Regions from separate parts of the Homo sapiens genome. Here region 2 is linked to region 1. A link is an interaction called in ENCODE POLR2A ChIA-PET data of the cell type or tissue named here. Cell type or tissue: CD4-positive, alpha-beta T cell. All regions are shown on one strand. Links, peaks and the distances in the headings refer to the core of each region. The heading gives the core; the rest is flanking DNA.

Region 1 (9,259 bases), core at 1-8,000:
GCGTGGGGTGGGACTGGAGTGAACGGGTAGATGCTTCCACATGCGGCAGTTGGCACTGACGGCAGGAACACGGGGGTGGCTTAATGGGTCCTGGGGCTCCCCTCTGGCCCTCAGGAAGGCAGGAGCATGAGGGGCTTGGGATGCAGCACCTGCAAATTTGCACGTTCCTGGCCTCAGGAGGCCTCCAGTACAGAAAAGACCATCAACGAAGCTCTGCAGCCATCTGCTAAGAAACGCCACAGGGAGGGGACAGCATGGCCAGCCGGGGTGCCATCAGGCTTTGGGTGGGGATCCTGGAGGATCAGACCCATCTAGGTGGGAGCGCTGGGGTGCAACCTGGAAGGAAGATAAGCAGGGAAAGAGAATTTGGGGACATGCAGAATCCACAGCTCTCGCCTTCCTGGCTCACAGCTCATTCCCACCTCCAGGTCTTTGCTCAAGGTTTGACTCCCACCAGGACTGCCAATGCTGCTCTCCCCACCTCACCAGTCCTCTCTGTCCTTCTGGTCCCACACCTCCAGGAGGCCTTGTGGGCTGCCTCCAACTCACTGACCCCACCATCTGCCCCCTGGGGATCATAGCTCAGGCTCTCCCACCTCCACCCACATATGTGGGTGCAGGATCTCCCTGGCTCGACTGGGCTCTCCTAGGGCCAGGGACCAAGGCATCTTTTCCATCACCTCCTGCAGGAATGGGCAGAGTGGGGCTCCGTGACACCCACTCCCTGGCCCGGGGGTGGGGGGTTACCAGGCATTCATTCATACCTTGGGCCTTGCCTCTGGAAGATGAGCTCCAGAGAGTGAGACTGGCCCAGGCAGATGACAAGTAGGCTGCGGAAACTGAGGCAACCTCCATACCCACCTTCTTTCTGTCCTGGCCTAAATGCCACTCACAGTGAACCAAAGGCCACTGCTCAGCCAGGGCCTGCTGTGTATGGGAGTTGGGCACTAGAGTGGGGGACTCTTACCCCTAGAGGAGGCTGCAGGCGCGCTTCTGCTGCCGCGTGGGCTGAGGGCACAGCACGGCCCGGATGGCCTCGTCGAACACGGTTTTCAGGCCTCTCTGGGTGAGAGCTGAGCACTCCAGGTATTTCACCGAGTCTGGTTGGGGAGATGGACAGGAGAGCCAAGGCCTAAGTGGCGGGGGGGGTTCTGGGCCAACATGTCTCCTATGCCATACAACCCCTTCCACGCCATACACCCCTCCCACGCCATACACCCCTCCCACGCCATACACCCTCCCGTGCCATACACCCCTCCCACGCCATACACCCCTCCCACGCCATACACCCTCCCTCCCACGCCATACACCCCTCCCACGCCATACACTCCTCCCACGCCATACACCCCTCCCACGCCATACACCCTCCCATGCCATACACCCCTCCCACGCCTCCCACGCCATACACCCCTCCCACGCCATACACCCCTCCCACGCCATATACCCCTCCCACGCCATACACCCTCCCACGCCATACACCCCTCCCACGCCATACACCCTCCCTCCCACGCCATACACCCCTCCCACGCCATACACTCCTCCCACGCCATACACCCCTCCCACGCCATACACCCTCCCATGCCATACACCCCTCCCACGCCTCCCACGCCATACACCCCTCCCACGCCATACACCCCTCCCACGCCATATACCCCTCCCACGCCATACACCCTCCCACGCCATACACCCCTCCCACGCCATACACCCCTCCCACACCATACACTCCTCCCATGCCTCCCATGCCATACAAGCCCTCCCACGCCATACACCCCCTCCCACGCCATACATCCCTCCCACGCCTCCCATGCCATACACCCCTCCCACGCCATACACCCCCTCCCACGCCATACACCCCTTCCCATGCCTCCCACGCCATATACCCCTCCCACGCCTCCCACACCATACACCCCTCCCACGCCATACACCCCTCCTATGCCATACAACCCCTCCCACCCCATACACCCCCTCCCACGCCATACACCCCTCCATGCCGTACACCCCCTCCCAAGCCATACAACTGAACACCAGGCTCTGGGGGCCGCCATCCAGTCCCAGTGGGGTCACCTGGAGGCTGTGTCACCAGGAGCAAGGAGTTTAACGTCACCGTGCCTCAGTTTCCTCATGTCTGTAATAGCGAGCGTGAACTCAGTGAGAGACTAAGGCCTCCAGGGCAGGTCTGTGTCTTTCTTGGACACATAGCCCTTAGTCCGTGGAAGGAGGGCGGGAATTTTGATGCTTTTCTGTGAAGGAAAGGGCTCAAGCATCAGTGACCAAATCTCTGGGAGCCTCACCTTCTAGAAAATTGTCTTGCCCATCCCTCCAGGATTCTCCCAGGGTTGCAAATAATCCCCAGGAGGCCTGAAGCCCTCAGGGCCCCCTCCCCAGGAACTTCCCAACATCATCAGCCCCTTCCTTAGCACCGTCCCTGTCTTACAGACAAGGAAACTGAGGCTCCTGGAGAGTATGCGACTCATCCAAACTCACACGCTGGATGTATTCCCTCAACCTGGGCCCAGCTGGGGGCCTTCTGGGAGGAGTGGCATTGGAGAGCTCCTCTGTCCTGCCATGGGAGGCCCAGCCTTCTCCCACATGAAGACCCCTCAGGGCTAGAGCCCGGGGCACAGATGAGGAGAAAGGCAGGCCTAGTTCCCACCCCCAGGGACGGCGTTCCATGACATTCTGCAAAGAGTCCGTGTGACTTCCCATGTCCATTTCAAGCTGCACAGTTTCCCTGAAGTGAAAAACCACAAAACCCCTTCTGCCGAGATGCTATGCAGGCCTGGGGGCCGATGTCAGAACCAAGAGGAAGGAGAAGGGAGGGGAGGGGAACTCTGGGCCCTCCGCCAAAGCCCGCTTGCTTCTCTGTGGCAGGATGGAAGGGGATGGACGCTGGTCACCACCTACCCTGTGCCAGGCACTGAGCTGGGTGCTTCCAACAACACCGGGGTGAGTTCCCATTTCACAGACCAGGAAACAGGCCCAGAGTGGGGAAGCCAAGGCCCGAAGGCACAGAGCTGGGGGGAGAAGTCGGGATGGCAGGAGGGGCAGCCCCTGGAACAGGGGAGCCCACTGAGGCCAGGTGCTGGGGAGAAAGGAAGGGTGGGGCAGGGACGAGGAGCCTGAGGCTCAGAGAGGATGTCACTCGCTCTGAGTCACATGCTGGGCGTCTCCCCTCTACCTGGAGGCATATACGCCCACCAGGGATCATGGGCAGTGGTTGTCATGGGGCTTGGCTGGCAAGAGCAGGGTGCCCTGAGCTCAGCCCGGAGTCTGGTCACCACAGCCCCCTGTGTTGAGGAGGTGTCACTGGGCACTTGGCCACTGTCTCCTTATAAGGGACCACATCTGCGTCCACTTCCCCCACATCCACCAACTGCCTTTTCCCTGGCACCCAGCCACCCACTCACCCAGGACAAGGGTCCTGAGCTGGGGGGCCAGGGCTCACTTTGGCTCGGCCTCTCACTGCTCTAGGACTTTAGTCAGTTCCCCCTCTCCGGGCCTCAGTCTCCCATCTGTCTAGGACTCATTGCCATGCGATGGCTCATCAAGCTGAGGCAGGGGGCAGGGGAGCTACAGAGAGGGCAAGGAGGGTGAGGGGGCGGTGGGGGCAGTGGAGGTGCAGGGAGGACAGATGGCCCTCAGCTTTGTGGCTTAGGGAGCCAGTCCACCCCTGTCAGAATCCTGGCTGGGTGGCCTTAAGCCAGCAACATGTCCCCCCGAGCCTGTTTCCTCTCTGTAAAGTGAAGGTGACAAGAGCTCTTCGTCATAGCTGCTGTGAGAATGAAGTGGCTCCCAGGAAGTGCTCAGTCCACATCAGCTGTGATTATCAGCTGGGCTCAGGGCTGCCCCCAAAACTTGTCATCCCAGGGCTGGGGAGTCCAGGTGGGCAGAGGCAGTTGCTGCTTCCCTCACTATCCCTGCCAGTCCCCCCAGGACTCCCCCTAGGCCTAAGCTGGTCTGAGGCACAGTTAAAATCACTGCCCCTGCCCCAGCTCCATGCAGGGTCAGCCAGGAAAGACTGGCTAGAGGCCAAGGCAAGAACTCTGAGTCACCACCTTATGGAGGAGAGAGGGCCTTTGGGGATTGTCCAGGTCAGCTTATGTGGAGAGGGAGACTGAGGCCCAGAGAGGGGCAGCCACTAACCCAAGGTCACACAGCCAATCAGTATCAGAGCCAGGACCAGAATCCAGGCCTCCAGCACCCTCCACATGATCCCAAAGCATGTGCTTTACAAGGGAGAGGTCAGTGACAGCCAGGCCACAGGCTGGAGAGCTGCACCCTGAATAGAAGGAGTCCAGGGGCAGGGGTTGGAGGGGTGCTGGTTGGTCAGAAAGAGAAGGCAGGGATGAATCCTTGATATTTAAAAGGAAAGACTTGCAGGCTGGGGAGCTGTGGCCCTAGGACAGGGGAAGGGAGCCAGGGTGTGAGCCATAGTCTGAGGCCCCCGGGGAAGATGGCTGTGTCACCACGCTAGTCACAGAAGGAGGGAGGTGGTGGCTGCGGTTTCTCTTCCTGTGAAGAGATGTGAGTCCCCAGGGCCCTCCCAGTTCCGGCAGGGGGAGGTGGGGCGGGGCTGGGGCGGTGGGGCGGGAGGAGGTCTAGTGGATTCAATTTGGGGGCCAAACCCTGGGCCTGCAGAGTCCTGTGGTGAGGCAGAGGGCACAGCTCATATGACCAAACCCAGCTGGTGGTTTTGGGCTTTTGGGCAAGGATCCCTGAGCTACAGACACATTGGGACCTACCAGGGACAGGGACAGGAACAGCCAGCAGGCCTGGGTACCATGCATGAAGCCAGACCCATGGTCATCGCCTCCCTGATGCAGGCAGCCCTGAGCCACTACAAAGAAGCACCCCCCAGCAGTGAGCCAATAATTTGCTGTCCTTCCTTCAAATCTGGCTGGGCCACCTACTAGCTGGGTGACCTTGAGAAGTTACTATATTTCTCCAGCCCAGTGATTTGGAGGCAAAGAGGGGTCGAGCTGAGAAACCAAAGGGAGTGGGGAAAGGGAGGAGAGAAGGTGGTGGAAGGAAATGTGTCACCCTTTAGATCTAATGCAGCGCCACCTCCTCCAGGAAGCCTTCCCAGAACACCCAAGTTTGACTTGCCACTTGTCCTCCAAGCAACCACAGCACCCCCACTCAATCTCTGCTTCTGTCTGCTCAAAGCACACCTCCTTATTTTCAGTATCTATTAATAGATACTACTCATACTACTAGGACGACTACTACTAACACAGAGTGCTTCTCACACACAGGTGCTGCCCTGGCAGCTCCACCTGGAATAAGTTACTGAATTCCCCCAACCACCCCAGGAGGCAGGAGCTATCACTATCCCATGCTTTTCTGATAAGGAAACACAGGCAGAGAGAGGCTACGTGACTCGCCCAAGGTCACACAGCAAGTGCACAGCACAGCTGAGTTCAAACTGCACAGCCTGGCCCTGCAGCCCGTGTTTACAATCACACCACGAGGCCAAGTCAGGGCCTCCCCTGCAGCCAGATCGCCCCTCTGAGCCCGAGGCCCATACCAATCTCCTTGGCCAGTGCCAGGCCCTGCGGGTAGGTGATGGGAGCCAGCTTCTTCTCCTTCAGTTTCTCGATGGTGTCCTTGTCGTCCCGCAGGTCCAGCTTGGTGCCCACCAGGATGATGGGTGTGCTGGGGCAGTGGTGCCGCACTTCTGGGAACCACTGGGCAGGTGGGTGGGGGGACACAAGGTTGTATGGGTCAAGAGGGGGCGCGAGGCTGTGCGGGGATCAGAGGGAGTGTGAGGGTGTAGGGAGAGGAGAGGCAGCAAGTTGCCAGAAGATCAGAGGTGGGCACGACGGTGAGGAGAGAGAGACGTGAGGTGGCACAGGGAGGGGAGGCCACGACGTTGTGCAGGAAGGAGGGGGCGCATGATTGTAGGAAAGGAGGAGGCGAGGTTTTGTGCAGACATAAGAAGCAAACATGAGGTTATGTGACAATCGGAGGCGGACATGAGGTTGTGTGGGGAGGAGGAGAATGCAGCCATGGAAAGTGGGGGTATAGCTAACTATCGCAGCACCCCCCACCCCAGGTCCTCTGAATCTTACCCCCTCAAGTCCCTCTGCCAGCCCTGGTTGGCACTGGGGACCCTCTCTGTATGCGACCTCTGCTGCCCCAGGGACCAGCCTAGAGTCACCAGTTCCTCCCTCTGTCCCTCAGGGTTACCTGCCCCAGAGCCCCCAAGGCCCACCCTGTCCAGCTCACCTTGGCGCGGACGTTCTCATAAGAGGCTGGGCTGACGAGGGAGAAGCAGATGAGGAAGACGTCCTGGGGACAGAGCAAGCGAGGTTGCTAGTGAGGAGGGCCCAGAGGTGTCCCACCATGGCAGCCACCGAGAGGTGGAGCTTGGGGCTCCCTGAGGGTGGAACACCCCAGGGAATGCTGGGGACTTAGGATCTGGGCAGAGCAGAGATACCCTTCTCGCCTCTACCACGAGGCTGCTGTTTGTTAGGACGCTCACTAAAGGCCAGGGCCTCTGCGAAGTGGTTATCCTCACATGTCACTCTGCAGCAAGCACTGCTGGTAGCCCCATTCCTCAGACAGGGAAAGTGAGGCTTCCAGAGGTTAAAGAGTTTGCCAACGTGCACTCTGGTGAGGGGAGGATCTGGGATTCTAGAGTCCATACTCCAATCCATATACTATCCACCATCTGATTACCGGCCTTAGCCGCCTCCCTGCATACCCTGGAGGAAGGGCGAGGACCCAGCAGCCACCTGCAGGCATCCTCCACCTCTCCCCTCCCCCAGCACTCCCAGGGCTCACCATGCTGGGCTGCCTCCTGGGGCCCTGTGCAGAATCCACCTGCCCCACCACTGGAAACAGGGGGTGCCAGAGCCCAGGAGGCAATGGGGTGGGAAGATGGGCACATTGAGGACCGGGAACCAATGCAGGGCTGAGGGAGTGCAAGAGGAAGCCCTTCTCTGCCTGGGACATGCAAGGCAGGCAGACTCCCTGAGCTGGGCCTTAAGGGGAGAGGTAGGGTTTCCCAGGCTGAGCTGGCTGGAAGGGCATCCCAAGCAGAGGGAACAGAGACAGCAAAGGTCAGGACTGCAAGGCAGGTGGGAGCAGCACACCGTCTGTGGATAGGAGAGCGGCCGGAGACGGTCGTAGTCCTCCTGCCCAGCAGTGTCCCACAGCCCCAGGTTCACTGGCTTGCTGTCCACCATCACATTGGCTGAATAGTTGTCAAACCTGTGGGGAGCAGGCAAGGCGGAGGTAAGGTCAATCTCAAACCCCAGAACCTGGGAATTGTGGTCCAGCTCCATGTCATTCCTCGGAGGCTGAGACCTAGAGACAGTCTGCGACTGGCCCAAAGTCACACAGCATTTGCAATTGGGTTTCTTTATTTGTTTCATTACTGATTCATTATATTTTTTAAAAATGTAATACAAGTTAACAAGAAGAAAAAAAGATTGTCTCTTAATCCTTTTCCTACCCGTACCTGTCCTTTGGAAAGGTAATTGAGGCTGTGTAACTTTTCCTCCCAGTCTTGATGAGAATAAACTTACCTCTCTCCCTATGCTGCCACTCAATGTTTGCTTTTTGTTGTTTTTTGTTTGTTTGTTTGTTTTTTGAAATGGAATCACGCTCTGTCGCCCAGGCTGGAGTGCAGTGGCACCATCTCGGCCCACTGCAAACTCTGCCCCCTGGGTTCAAGTGATTCTCCTGCCTCGGCCTCCCAAGTAGCTGGGATTACAGGCATGCACCACCACGCCCAGCTAATTTTTGTATTTTTAGTAGAAACAGGGTTTCACCATGTTGACCAGGCTGGTCTCGAACCCCTGAACTTAAGTGATCCGCCCGCCTCGGCCTCTCAAAGTGCTAGGATTACAGGCGTGAGCCACTGCGCCCAGCCGCAATATTTTGTCGAATGAATGTTCATCCCGTCTCAGGCTGGGTCCCCCCAGAAGCAAACCCTGAGACAAGGAGGTGATGTGAGGGGTTTATTCGGGAAGTGACTCCAGGATGCTGCAGAAGGGGAGTGGGGAGGAATAAAGGAGGGGACAGCAGCTGACACAGGGCAGGTGGTTGAGTTGTCATGGCTGTGGACTGCTGCTGCTCTCAGTCCTGCTGGGGCCACCTGGGAGACAGAACGGACCGTGCTCAGGGCGTCCCCAGAGAAGGCAGGAAGCTAGGGTGCTGTCATTCATCTCCCATCTTCCAGGGAAAGAGGGCTGCTTCCGGGGCCTTTCAGCCCACCCCAGAGTGTGCGTGAAAGCTGTTAGTCACTGGCCATGGGAAGGGCCACGGCAAACGGTAGAAAGACACATGCTGCCGAGGAGATGGTGTGAGGCACTGACCTTGACTCCCAATGTCTCCCGCCAGACCCAGAGAGCCCTGCAGGGCCATCGAACGAGCCTCCAGATGCACTTGCTAGGCACCTACTATGCATCGGGTGCAGAGCCAGCGCTGGGGCCACCAAGGAGTACATGCCTGATCCTGCCCCCACAGCTGGCGGAAGGCCAGACACGGGGTGAGGGGCCTGACAAATATCAGAGACGGGGAAGCCCAACGAATGCTGGGAGGGCCATCCCAGGGCTCCAAGCTCGGAATAGGGGAGGTTTTGCAAGCCAGTTCTTGCTACACACATCCCCGCGAGGAAGGTGCTGGCTACCCACGCTGTGGAAGGGAAAACTTGGCTCAGAGAGATGCAGTGACTTGCCCAAGGCCACACAGCCAGTGAGTGACCCAACTAGGTAAGAAACCAGAAACCAGTGACCACGACCAGTGCTCACTGCCCCAGGCCACAGCTGTGCCTCCGGGAATGCCCTCACCGCCTGCCCCTGAGGGTTAGGGAATCACTGTCACTTTTCCCGCTGTGGTCCCCCACACAGGCCCTGACCTGGTCCACTGAGACCTCCGGCTCCTCTGACTTCTCCTCCTACTCCTCCCCTCGCACACCAGCCAAGCCGTTTCCCGGGAAAGGCTCACACTGCCCACCTCCCTGTGCTGGTCCACACAAAGCCCCTGCCCAGAATGTCCTTCCCACCTTAGCTGTCCATATGTTCTCACCAACCTGGTCTCTGGCCCCCACACCCTCCAGGCTGCCCAGCCCTCCAAGCCTTTGATCCTGTCTGTATCTCCCTCTGGAATACGCTTCCAGCCCCATTTCACTCCCAACTTCTATTCATGCTTCAAAACCCTGCCCAGACAAGTCCTCCTCTCTGGCGGAGCTTCGTCGTCCTCTACCTGTAAAGAGCCCATGGTTCCCTCTCTCAGGTGACTACTTTGCCTG
Region 2 (11,078 bases), core at 2,592-10,591, 110 kb before region 1:
CACAAAAGAGAACAAGAAAAATAACATAAAAAGGATAAGGAGTCTGGGCAAGGTGGCTCATGCCTGTAATCCCAGCACTTTGGGAGGCCAAGGTGGGAGGAATATTTGAGCCCAGGAGTTCAAGATCAGCCTGGGCAACATAGCAAGACCCAGCCTCTACAAAAATACAAACATTAGCCAAGTGTGGCAGCATGTACCTGTAGTCCCAACTACTCGGGAGGCTGAGGGGAGAGGATCACTTGAGCCCAAGAAGTTGAGGCTGCAGTGAGCCATGCTCCTGCCACTGCACTCCAACCTGGGCAAGACCCTGTCTCTAAAAAAATAAAAATGTAAGGAGGTTAGGAAGCAGCAAGGAAGATTTTTTTTCTAGAGCCTTCAGGGAGAGAATGAGCCTGCCAACACTTTGATTTTAGATAAGAATAAAAAGAGAGGGGGGCCGGGCGCAGTGGCTCACGCCTGTAATCCCAGCACTTTGGGAGGCCGAGGCAGGTGGATTACGAGGTCAGGAGATCAAGACCATCCTGGCTAACACAGTGAAACTCCATCTCTACTAAACATACAAAAAAATTAGCTGGGAGTGGTGGCAGGCGCCTATAGTCCCAGCTACTCGGGAGGCTGAGGCAGGAGAATCTCTTGAACCTAGGAGGCAGAGGTTGCAGTGAGCCGAAATCCACCACTGCACTCCAGCCTAGACGACAGAGCAAGACTCCATCTCAAAAAAAGAAAAAAGAAAGAACAAGAACAAAGATGTAAAAGAAATAGAACAAGTCTCAGTTGCTGCCCTTGAAGAAAGCTGCCAAGCCTAGGGAAACAGACAGTGGGACAGAAGCTTGGCAGGCACTTGGCCCCGCCCACCACGTGACAGCACCCGGTGGAGGACAGGACCCTCAGCAGTACATGGAGATGCTTCTTATGTGCTTGGAGGAATAAGAATCCACCAGAATGGCCTGTCACCAACAGGTGTGGGACCTCTCAGGAGTCCCCATCTCTGTGGCTTGTCTTCCTCCATCTGTACAGGGATTTAAGGATCCTAAGGCTTAGAATAATCTATGGCTTACAATACAGCTAACCAGACCCAGGATAGGCCTGATCTCCAATAAGAAAAATGGTCACTTCACCCATCTGAGGTGAGAAAGTGGAGTTTCAGAGCAGTGATTTGCTTGATGTCACACAGTCAGGAAGTGCTAGGAGCTGGATTCAAACCCAGGACCCTCTGGCTTCAGAGCCAGTTGTCCTTCCCAGTGACACCTTCTCCTGTCTCTGTGTTCCTTCCCACTGCCCACACCACCACTCCTGAGCCCTCGGCCTCTGTCTCAGCCCTGGGTCCTGGCCTCTGGCCTCTGTCTGAAGATGCTGCTAGGACAAACTCACCACCAGGCCCTGGCATGCCCAGTCGCTTCTTTCCCAGATGGGCAGTCGGGGTACAGATGCTGATCAGGGGTTTGGGGTTTGGGAGGGGCTGCTTCAAGCCACCTTGGGGACACAGAATGGAAACTCTGCATGCATCACTCAGCCTGACCTTCTCCTCCACTGTGGGATTGTAGCAGGTGGGGCTCCCAGAACAGATAGGGGGACTATATTAGTCCATTTTCATGCTGTTATGAAAAAATACCCAAGACTGGGTAATTTATAAAGAAAAAGAGGTTTAATGGCCTCACAGTTCCACATGGCTGCGGAGGCCTCAAAATCATGGCAGAAGGCAAAGGAGGAGTAAGGGCACGTCTTACATGGTGGCGGGCAAGAGTGTGTGCAGGGGAACTGTCCTTTACAAAACCATTAGAGCTCATGAGACTTATTCACTATCACAAGAACGGCATGGGAAAAACCTGCCCCCATGATTCAATTACCTCCCACCTGGTCCTTCCCACTACACGTGGGGATGATGGAAGCTACAATTTGAAATGAGATTTGGGTGGGGACACAGCCAAACCACATCAGGGAGCCAGACCCAGAGAGTGGGTGGAGACTACCCAAGGTTGCACAGCAATGCTGAGGCAGGGCTGGGACTGGAACCCAGGTGACCTGATTCCCAGCCTGTACTCTTCCCAGTATACTGTCCAAAAATGAATTCTAAAAACTAAAACAAAAGAACAATATTACTTATTTCCATATACATAAGGCTTTAGGCAGAGAGTCAACAAAAATTTCCAAAGGACACAAAATTGCAATTTTCAACTTTTTTTTTTTTTTTTTTTTTTTTGCCTCAAAACATTGCAGGCAGAGCCTCCTCTAAAGACAGTCCGGTTTGTGGGACTAGCTCTTGCCCTTGAAGGGGGCCCTGTCCAAGGTCACAGACACCTAAATTTCCCCAAGGAGGCTCTTTCCTGCTGCCCTTTCATGGGAAGACCCCAGCACTCACTCAGGTTCCCCGAGTACCTCTATTCTCCTTGGTCATCTGTGTCAGACAGCTGTTGACTTGGTGGGCCCGAGAGAGCTCCTGATACCAGTCGGCTCTGTTGCCTCTTCCCTCCACGTTGGTTTCTCAGAACCTTGGTCATTCCAGGTTTTCAAAGCCTCTAAGTAACTTCCCCTCCCACCTTTCCTTCCTTCCTTTCTCCTTTTCCTTTTTCCCTCCTCCCCTTTGCCCATTTACCAACCTACACATCCATTCAACGAACAACCTGTGGCAGGTGCTGGGATTCAATAATGGATGGATCACGGAGGATCGAGGATCGTTAACTGGAGAGAGTTGCAGCTGAGCTCAGCAAGCAGGGGGTGGGGGCACGGAGCAGCCAGCACACCTGGGGTCAGGAAGAAGTGATCTTTACAATAAATCCCGCAGGATGCTCTTCCTTTCTCCCTCCCTCTCTACCGTGCAGACACATTTTGCTTGGCTTGCTTGTTTTCTGTTTTTAAAAGATGAGTGGCCAATATTTAAAAATAAGGACACTTTGCAGGAAAAACTGAATTTTCAGCTTCTCTTAAAAATGTAGAAGATCAGGCCTGCGCAGTGGCTCAGGCCTGTAATCCCAGCACTTTGGGAGGTGGAGGCGGGCGGATCACCTGAGGTCGGGAATTCAAGACCAGCCTGACCAACGTGGAGAAACCCCGTCTCTACTGAAAATACAAAATTCGCCAGGCGTGGTGGTGCGTGCCTGTAGTTTCAGCTACTCGGGAGGCTGAGGCAGGAGAATCGCTTGAACCCGGGAGGCTGAGGTTGCGGTGAGCTGAGATCACGCCATTGCACTCCAGCCTAGGCAACAAGAGTGAAACTCTGTCTTAAAAAAAAAAAAAAAAGTAGATGACCTAGCTGATCCCCAACATGGCAACAATCAGCGATGGCTGCCCTGGAGCAATTTCGGTTTGACACAGACCTCACCACTCCCTATTGTATCACACTGCATGGGTTAAAAAGAGTTACTAGAGTCAGGAGCCTGAGTTTGAGTCCTGGCTCCACCACTTATTTGGCCACATGCCCTTGAGCTACAAGGTATTTGATTTTACTGGGCCTTCATTTCCTCATATAGAAAATGAGACAGTAAGCCTAAGTGTTGTGAAGATTGACAGAACCTGTGTGAGGAACTTAGAACGGGGCCCGCATCTACTGGGTGTACACCATCAGCATTTCATCACTGCAGCTAATATCTACCCAAACCCCAGTCCCTGTCAGCATCTGAGTTTGGGATCCCAGCAGCAAAGGTTTCATTGTTAGTTTCATATTTGCATAAATTACAAGCAATAGAATTCTCTCGCCAACATGTACCGTTCCTGGCTGATTGCTCGGACTGACAGTGTAACGGGTGCTCTCCTACACCCACTGTTACGAGAATCACTGGACCGTTGGCCGGGGACGGCCAGCCACCCACCATCAAGCCCGTTCCAAGCAACCCGAGCTCTCTCAAACCGAAATGTCCAATTTGAACAGTCCAGTGCACATAGTAGAAGCTCAATAAATAGATTAGAATGAATGAGCAGTAGTTACTGGGCACAGGGTGGGCTATCTTTTTTTTTTTTCTTTTTTTTTTTTTGAGACAGAGTCTCACTCTGTTGTCCAGGCTGGAGTGCAGTGGCGCGATCTCAGCTCACTGCAGCCTCCGCCTCCTGGGTTCAAGTGATTCTCCTGTCTCAGCTTCCTGAGTAGATGGGGCTACAGGCGCAGGCCACCATGCCCAGCTAATTTTTTTGTATTTTTAGTAGAGATGGGGTTTCACCATGTTGGTCAGGCCGGTCTCAAACTCCTGACCTCAGGTGATCCACCCACCTTGGCCTCCCAAAGTGCTGGGATTACAGGAGTGAGCTACCGCACCCGGCCTTTGAAATTTCACTTCTTCACCCCATTTTAGATGAAGAGACTGAGGCTCAAAGGGGCCAAGTGGTACAGAATTGGGAGGGACAAAATGTCCTCGGCCCTGAGCTAGGCGGGTGGCAGCCAGCACGGCTGGATTTGAGAGGTAGGAAGAAGACCTCATAGGTTTCCTTCAGCATTTGTCACACCTCCTAGAATCTTGTCATCATAGATTTGGGCCTTATCTCAAACCATCATCCCCCAAGACCTACCCAGGTGCTTGAGGGAGATGAGCTGTCAGGATTAGGAGGTTGGAAAGGGCAGGGAGGTGGCAGGAGACACCAAGCCTGCAGGTGTCCAGCTCATCCCCTGCCCCAAACAGCCATCACCAACACAGCAACAGAGTATCCAAAAGGCCAGCCAGCAAGTCAGCAGCTTCCACATCTCTGGCCCCTGGCTGCCCTGGTCACAGCCCTGTCTCTGTCTGTCTCTCCCACGGCTAGCTCTTCTCTCCTAAGTACTTTACATTAACTTACTTCTTTTTTTGTAACAGGGCCTCACTCTGTTGCCCAGGCTGGAGTGCAGTGGCACGATCAATGCTCACTGCAGCCTCAATCTCCTATGCTCAAGGGATCTTCCCACCTCGGCCTCCCTAGTAGCTAGGACTACACGTATGTACCACCATGCCCGGCTAATTTTCTGTATATATTTTTTGTAGACACAGGGTCTCACCATGTTAGCCAGGCTGGTCTTGGACTCCTGGGCTCAAGGGATCCTCCCACCTGGACCTCCCTAAGTGCTGGATTACAGGTGCAAGCCACAGCACCCTGCCACATTCAATTATTTCTTTCATCCTCACAACAGTCCTGGTATTGTCCCCTTTTACAGATGAGAAAACTGAGGCACGGAGAAGCTTAGGTATTTGTCCAAAGTCACAGCTGATAGGCAGCAGGGCCAGTACTTAACCCAGGCTGCGGGGCTCCAGAGTGAGGGGGCCAGTACTTAACCCGGCTGCGGGGCTCCAGAGTGAGGGGGCCAGTACTTAACCCGGCTGCGGGGCTCCAGAGTTAAGGCTATAACCACTATGCCACACTGCCCCAAGGTGTCCACAAAGGCTGAAAGTGTAGAATGAAGGGGGCTTTGCTCGCTGCTGGATCCCCAACACCGTGACTTGCAGGTACTAGGCCCTCCTAAATGTCTGTTGAATGAATAAATGAATGAATGAACAATTCCTTCCTCTTCTAAGAACCATCCTCAAGCAGCTATCCAAAACTACCTGAACTCTGGCTCAGCCTCTCTTGCTAAAGCCCCGCACGGCATTCCACAATTCCTCCCCAGGTTAGAAGACTCCACCAGAGTGTTCACTGGCACCATTTCCTGATCAAGGCTTGTGCTCACAGGACCGGGTTGATTTTCTTCCACACCGAAGGAGGGCTGTGATCAGCTGGTCTACTTGTATGTGTCCTCCAGAGTCACTCCCTCCCAGACAAGGTTGGAGACTCTTTGTGGACAGAGCAGTAGCCGGCCTCCTCTCTGTGGCCAGTGCCCAGCATGAGGCCAGGTAAATAGAGGAATGGGAGATGAGACATTGTCTGCCAGCTCTGCTCCTCCCTCCGTCTGCATCCTGGCTTCCTGGAATCGTAGACTGGGCACTCCCCCCTCCACTACCCGACCTGCGTCTCTCACCACTCAGCGCTTCCTGCCTCACTTTCTGCCAGGCTCTGTGATGGGAGCCTCGAGTGTGTCATAGCCCTGGTGGTGGAAAATGTCTCTAAGCAAGTCAGCCTAGGGGATGTCCCAGGCCTGTCACAGGTGCTGGTGGTGAGCTCAAATTTAATCAACACTCCCTCCCCCACTACCAAACGCACTGTGTGGCCCGGGACACGGCACCGCCATCCCCTCAGGGCCTCTGGGCCTCTACTGAGGAACAAGACTTAGAACCTCTGTCATTCCTATCTTGGTAGGTCACTGTGTGTTTGTGTGGGATACCAGGGGTGCACACCCTTTAGAAGCTGTAAGAAGCTGTGCCATGTGGGTGCTAAATATTGCCTGGGTTCAACTTGCTCCACTACATTCTAGCTGTGTGATCATGGGTAAGTCACTTGGCCACTCTGAGCCATAGGCTCAGCTATAAAATGGGCTAAGAATAGTACCTCCCTCATGGCATTTGCTTAAGGATCCAGTGAGTTAAGGATGCTTCCAGAGAGTGGAAGGATCAATGTGCTTATAACAGAGTCTGACGCATCTAAGTGCTCAATACATGCAGTTCTCGAAGACTTTGAAGGACCGAGAACATTCCACAGTGGCTCTCACAGATCCTTGACCCCAAAGCTGTCCCTCCCCCACTGCCTGTTGATAAAGCCCAAATTGTCAAATAGTGGCTGCTAATCTGCAAGAACAATTCCTCTCTCTTCCAAGCACCATCCTCAATCAACTATAACCAAAACTAGCTGAGTTCCAGTTGAGCCCCCTTGCTAAAGCTCCACCCAACATTCCACCCTCCTTCCCCAATTAGAAGGTCCTTTCAGAGTCTTCTTGTGCCTGGCTTTTCTGACTAAAGTCTTGAGCTAACGGGGCTCTACCTGATGTTCTTCCAAAGCTATTAGTATCACCCTTAGATCCCCAGAATCTAGCCCAGGCTCTGACCCACGGCACAACAGTTGGTTATAACAGAGGTAGCTCAGGAGGGGGACAGTAGGAGGAAGTAATCTACTCTACTTGGGGGCAAATCAGAGGGCCTGCCAGAAGCAGAGATGCTTGAGTGGGGTTCTGAGGGATGCATAGGAACCTGAGGGTAGATAGCTTGGGTGGCAGGGCAGGGCTACTTCAAACCCAGGGATCAGCAGGTGCCAAGCAAATGAGTCAGTTGCAATCCCTACTCTCATCCCCACCCCCCAACCCCAGCGTGAACTCTTGATGTAAAATACATGTAGCCCAGGCCTTAAGCCATATTCCATGTGGCACCTGGAACCACAGAATGTCAGGGCTAGGAGAGCACTTAGAAATCATCCAATCTGCCTGCCCAATTCACAGATGGGGCAACTGAGGCATAAGAGCAGATGGGACCTCCCCAAAGTCCCCCAAGCCATGGACGATCACATTAAGGACCTCAGCCATTATCCTGAAAATGACAGTGGGTCACTGGAGGTTTAGCAAGGATGTGGTGTGGCCAGATACGACCTTTAGCCAGATCAGCCTGGCAGGGCTCAGAGGTGGAAGGATCAGAGGGGCAGGCGGCTGTGGGGACAGGCAGACCGAGGAGGAGGCTGAGCAGGCATACGAGTGAGAGGTGATGGCGTCAGGTCTGTGGCACGGAGGTCACCAGGGTGGGGGTGGGAGAAGCCAGTGAAATGCTGGCCCAGAGGGACACTGGACCAGCTTGGAGGGTGGAGGCAGTAGGAGGGGCTCAGCAGTTACGGAGGAGGAGGAGGTAAGACCACCTCGGCCTGACCAACCAGCATCGCCCTCAGCCTTCTCTCCTGGCCACCGTTCAGCCCCATCTACCTGCCAAACTATCAAAGGGCTTTGCTTTTTCTCCCACAATCACACTAATGGATCATGGCATCTTATTTTCCCCCCGAAGTTGACTGCCAGGAAGCTTAGAATGAAATTTTACCAGGTATTTTCCCATTAGTATAATTATCTCCTATGTAGCCTTCTGTATGCTAAGGGCCAAAAGCTCCGGAGTCAGATGTACCTGAGTTTGAATCCTGATGCTACCAACCATCAGCTGCGTTGCTCCACCTCCCTGGGCCTGTTTCCTAATCAGCAAAATGGGGAATAAAGCACCTGCTTCTCAAGGTTGTTTCCAGATGATGAGAGATGACGCCCAGGCCATGCTGGCACAATGTGTAGAGTGGAAGTATTGGTTCTCTTGCCCCTTCTTACTGTCCTCCTTGGTCTGTTTTTTCAGCTGTCAGTAATGAGGAGGACAGTGGTGGGTGCTTCATCCTGGACCTGGGCCTACAGTTTCCACCATAATTTACTTGGGAAATGCAGGCACCTGAAGTTGCTTCGAATGAGAGATGGGAGGTGGGGGAACGGAGGAAGCAAAATAACAAACCTAGTTCAACAAAGAGGAAACATGAGAGGCTGGAAGGCCCCCCCCTCCCCCCACCTCTCCTCCTTTTTCTCTTACCCCCAAGATCTGCCCTGGCTGCCTCCTGCTTCCCGCTCTGTACCTGACGGTTCTCCAGGGCCCCAGCGGCTGCCCGGTCCCCAGCTGGTGCCGCTCCTGTCTCCTGAATCTGACCCAGGCCCCTCCTGCAATCTGACCACCACCCCTGCCGCCAGCTGCTTCCTCTTTGTCTCCTCTCCCAAGATCCACACTCGGATCCACACTGGGCATGACACACAGTGACCGCTGGCCCATCCCTTCATCTGCACCCGGTATAAGGTGGCCCTGACTCTGCTCCCTGCCAGCTCAAGTCTCTCACCAGACATGGTGGGGACAGCTGGGCTCCCTGGGCTTGCCTCTCACAGGTCCCTCTCAGCTTTCCAGTCTCCATCCTCTCAGCTTCAGTTTTCCCTGCCTGGGAAATCGGAGTTGGGAAACCTAAGAGCTCCTTTTGTGTTAGGAACCTGAGGAATTATGCGGTCCAGAGATGTCATCAGCTATCAGCTGTGACCAACTGGGGGCTGCCTATAGCGCAGCATTGCAGAATCTGAAGCTGCACCCAGGCTCTGCAGGAGGAGAGCTGTGTTCAATTAGAAATGTCTGCCGTGCATGGGTGCAATTGATTAGTAATGTCTGCCATGAGTGTGGCTTTATGAATGCCAGGAATTGCCATCCCTGGTCTGGTCCAACTTTTATCAGGACACTATCTATCTATCATCTATCTACCTATCTGGAGGGAGGGGGATAGAGGGGGGGGGAGAGAGAGAGAGAGAGAGAGAGAGAGAGAGAGAGAGAGAGAGAGAGAGAGAGGAGAGAGAGAGAGATTCGTCATCAAGTGCAATATTTCCCCAGGCATAGACTTGTGGGATATGGCCATGAGCTGATACCTGGACACAGAATAAGACAGACAGTCCTGACTCCTATTAGTGAAAAAGATATTCCCTTTACAATCCTTTTCCTTTCTCTCAAGGAGGAAGTTTGCATTTGGCCCTGGGATGTCTTCGACAGCTCCCCAGCAGCTTCTCATTTCCCCTTTAAGAGACAACAGGTTTACCGCAGGCAATGAATATCAACACTATTTTGTTGCATTGTACTTATTTTGTACAGTTACCTTTTATTTATAGCGAAAATGGGTTTTTTCATTTACAGAGTAACAAAGATTTTTCTTTAAATAAATGTATTTCAACGAAAATGAACTGACTTAAAGAAAAAATATTAAGGAAATAATCACAAAGATGGTACACACGGATCATTAAAAGATACGGATGTATAGATACATATGTCACAAATGATTAAGACTTAAAAAATGTAACCCTCCCAAGAAGTGGGAGCCTCCCAAAGTGGAGAAGGCAAATACAATTTCCATTTGGGGGGATAAGGAGACCGACTTGCAGAGAGGATTAGTAGGTTGCCCCAGAACACACAGCAAAGGTGTGGAGCCCCTTGTGGTCTGAAACATTCAGGACCCTATGGCAGGAGGTGAGACTGTCCAATAATTCAGCTTTTTTCAAGGCATAGACCCAAGACTCAGACAACCTCAAGAAAGGGGAGTTTATTTTGGATATAAAGGCAACAGGAATCCTGACCAAATGGTCAGCAGCCCTCTCAGCAGTAGGTATTTTTGTATTGGGAACCCAAGGTCCTCTGCTTAGTGGCTCAACGCTTGTCTACCTTTCCAAGGCTCAACGCTTGTGGAGCCTTGTCCACAAGCACCTGCTCCCAAGGGCCTCCCTCCCTGAGTTCAAACGCCCAAGACAGAGTTGATCTGATTGGCTAGTTCAGGCCCAGCCTACCTGATTGGACAGAGCTTGGTGCCAAACCCCCTCATAGGCTGCTGGTCAGAGCCTGTGGGGGCGTGTGGTCAGGTGCCCAATCAGCTGTGAGCAAGGCCTGTAAGTGCAGGTGCCTGAGGGCTCCCAGGTCAGAGTTAGCTGGGACTGGGGTCACTGTCCTGCTGGGGTGGAATGTTGTTTGAGCCATTGCAACGTGATCTGCCTAGGAAAGATACGTGGAGGGGTCGGGGTAGGGGGTTGAGCCCCTTGCAGGAGGGGGCATGCCAGACCTAATGGGCACGGGACTCTGCCTCTCTGTGTGAATGTCAGGCGCAGGGAGCCCAGACGAGGTGGTGCCAGGTAATTAATTCGTTCATCCAGGGTATACGACGGGGTGTTGGGCACTGTGTCTGGGGCAGTGAAAAATAATGAGGCCCTGCCCTGTGGAGCTGCCCTTCTGGAGGCCAGTGTGCCAGTCCCTGAGCTGCAGAGGAGACCCCTCCAGTGGAGGGGGCAGTGGGAGGTCCCAGGCCTGGCAGCATCAGGGCCCACCACTAGGCGGGGCTGCTGCCTGGGCCTCGGACTCCAGGGTTTACTCCCCATCAGCTTCTCTTGTGGGTCTGTGAAGCCACTGTGGGAAGATGCAGCAGGCATCCACTTTGTGGGGGGATCTGTGCCCTTACTTGGGCCCCAGCATTAAAGATACAGCAGCCAAGCACTCTGAGGCCTCAGAGATCCCAAAGGAATAGTAACAGGGCCTCTTTCTCCAGGCGCCCTGGGTCCCTGACAGCTTCTCCCTCCAGCACTGACGCTAGAAGTTTCTGGCAGATTAAGGGAGGCAGTGCTTCCCTCCAGGAGAAGCAAAACCGGCACTTGAAGAGTCAGGGAAGTTTGTCACCTAGATGAGGGGGAGCGCACAGCAGCCCCAGGGAATAGCATGTGCAACAGAGGGGGTGTGAGGGAG

The links. ChIA-PET counts read pairs that join two places held together with the same protein. Peaks named below come from ENCODE experiments on the same cell type or tissue, not always from the same donor. Only the 100,000 strongest peaks of a DNase experiment are listed, where the experiment ranks them.
Region 2: POLR2A ChIA-PET joins it to region 1 with 10 read pairs; 8 of 35 experiments call an interaction of 5 or more read pairs at or near these places.

Annotation. Positions count from the first base shown.
Region 1 is chr22:37,225,704-37,234,962 of GRCh38, forward strand. It overlaps RAC2 (Rac family small GTPase 2), which reads right to left. Exons shown (of 7, transcript NM_002872.5): 3 at 7,098-7,215; 4 at 6,229-6,291; 5 at 5,528-5,687; 6 at 968-1,100; 7 at 1-336. The coding sequence ends at 970. Among named protein-coding and RNA genes, the nearest start is that of RAC2, 14 kb to the right of the region's middle. RefSeq lists enhancers at 4,831-4,890, 5,421-5,560, 8,048-8,549, 8,550-9,049. In CD4-positive, alpha-beta T cell, for the core only: no CTCF peak of the experiment used is centred there; DNase peaks (open chromatin) are centred at 3,768, 4,498, 5,108, 5,888 and 6 weaker places; H3K4me3 peaks cover 1,579 bases; H3K27ac peaks cover 6,926 bases.
Region 2 is chr22:37,116,418-37,127,495 of GRCh38, forward strand. IL2RB (interleukin 2 receptor subunit beta) reads right to left here. Exons shown (of 10, transcript NM_000878.5): 10 at 9,426-11,078. Among named protein-coding and RNA genes, the nearest start is that of TMPRSS6, 12 kb to the left of the region's middle. RefSeq lists an enhancer at 10,731-10,780. In CD4-positive, alpha-beta T cell, for the core only: CTCF peaks have their summits at 5,977, 6,181 and 10,453; a DNase peak (open chromatin) is centred at 5,964; H3K4me3 peaks cover 574 bases; H3K27ac peaks cover 3,577 bases.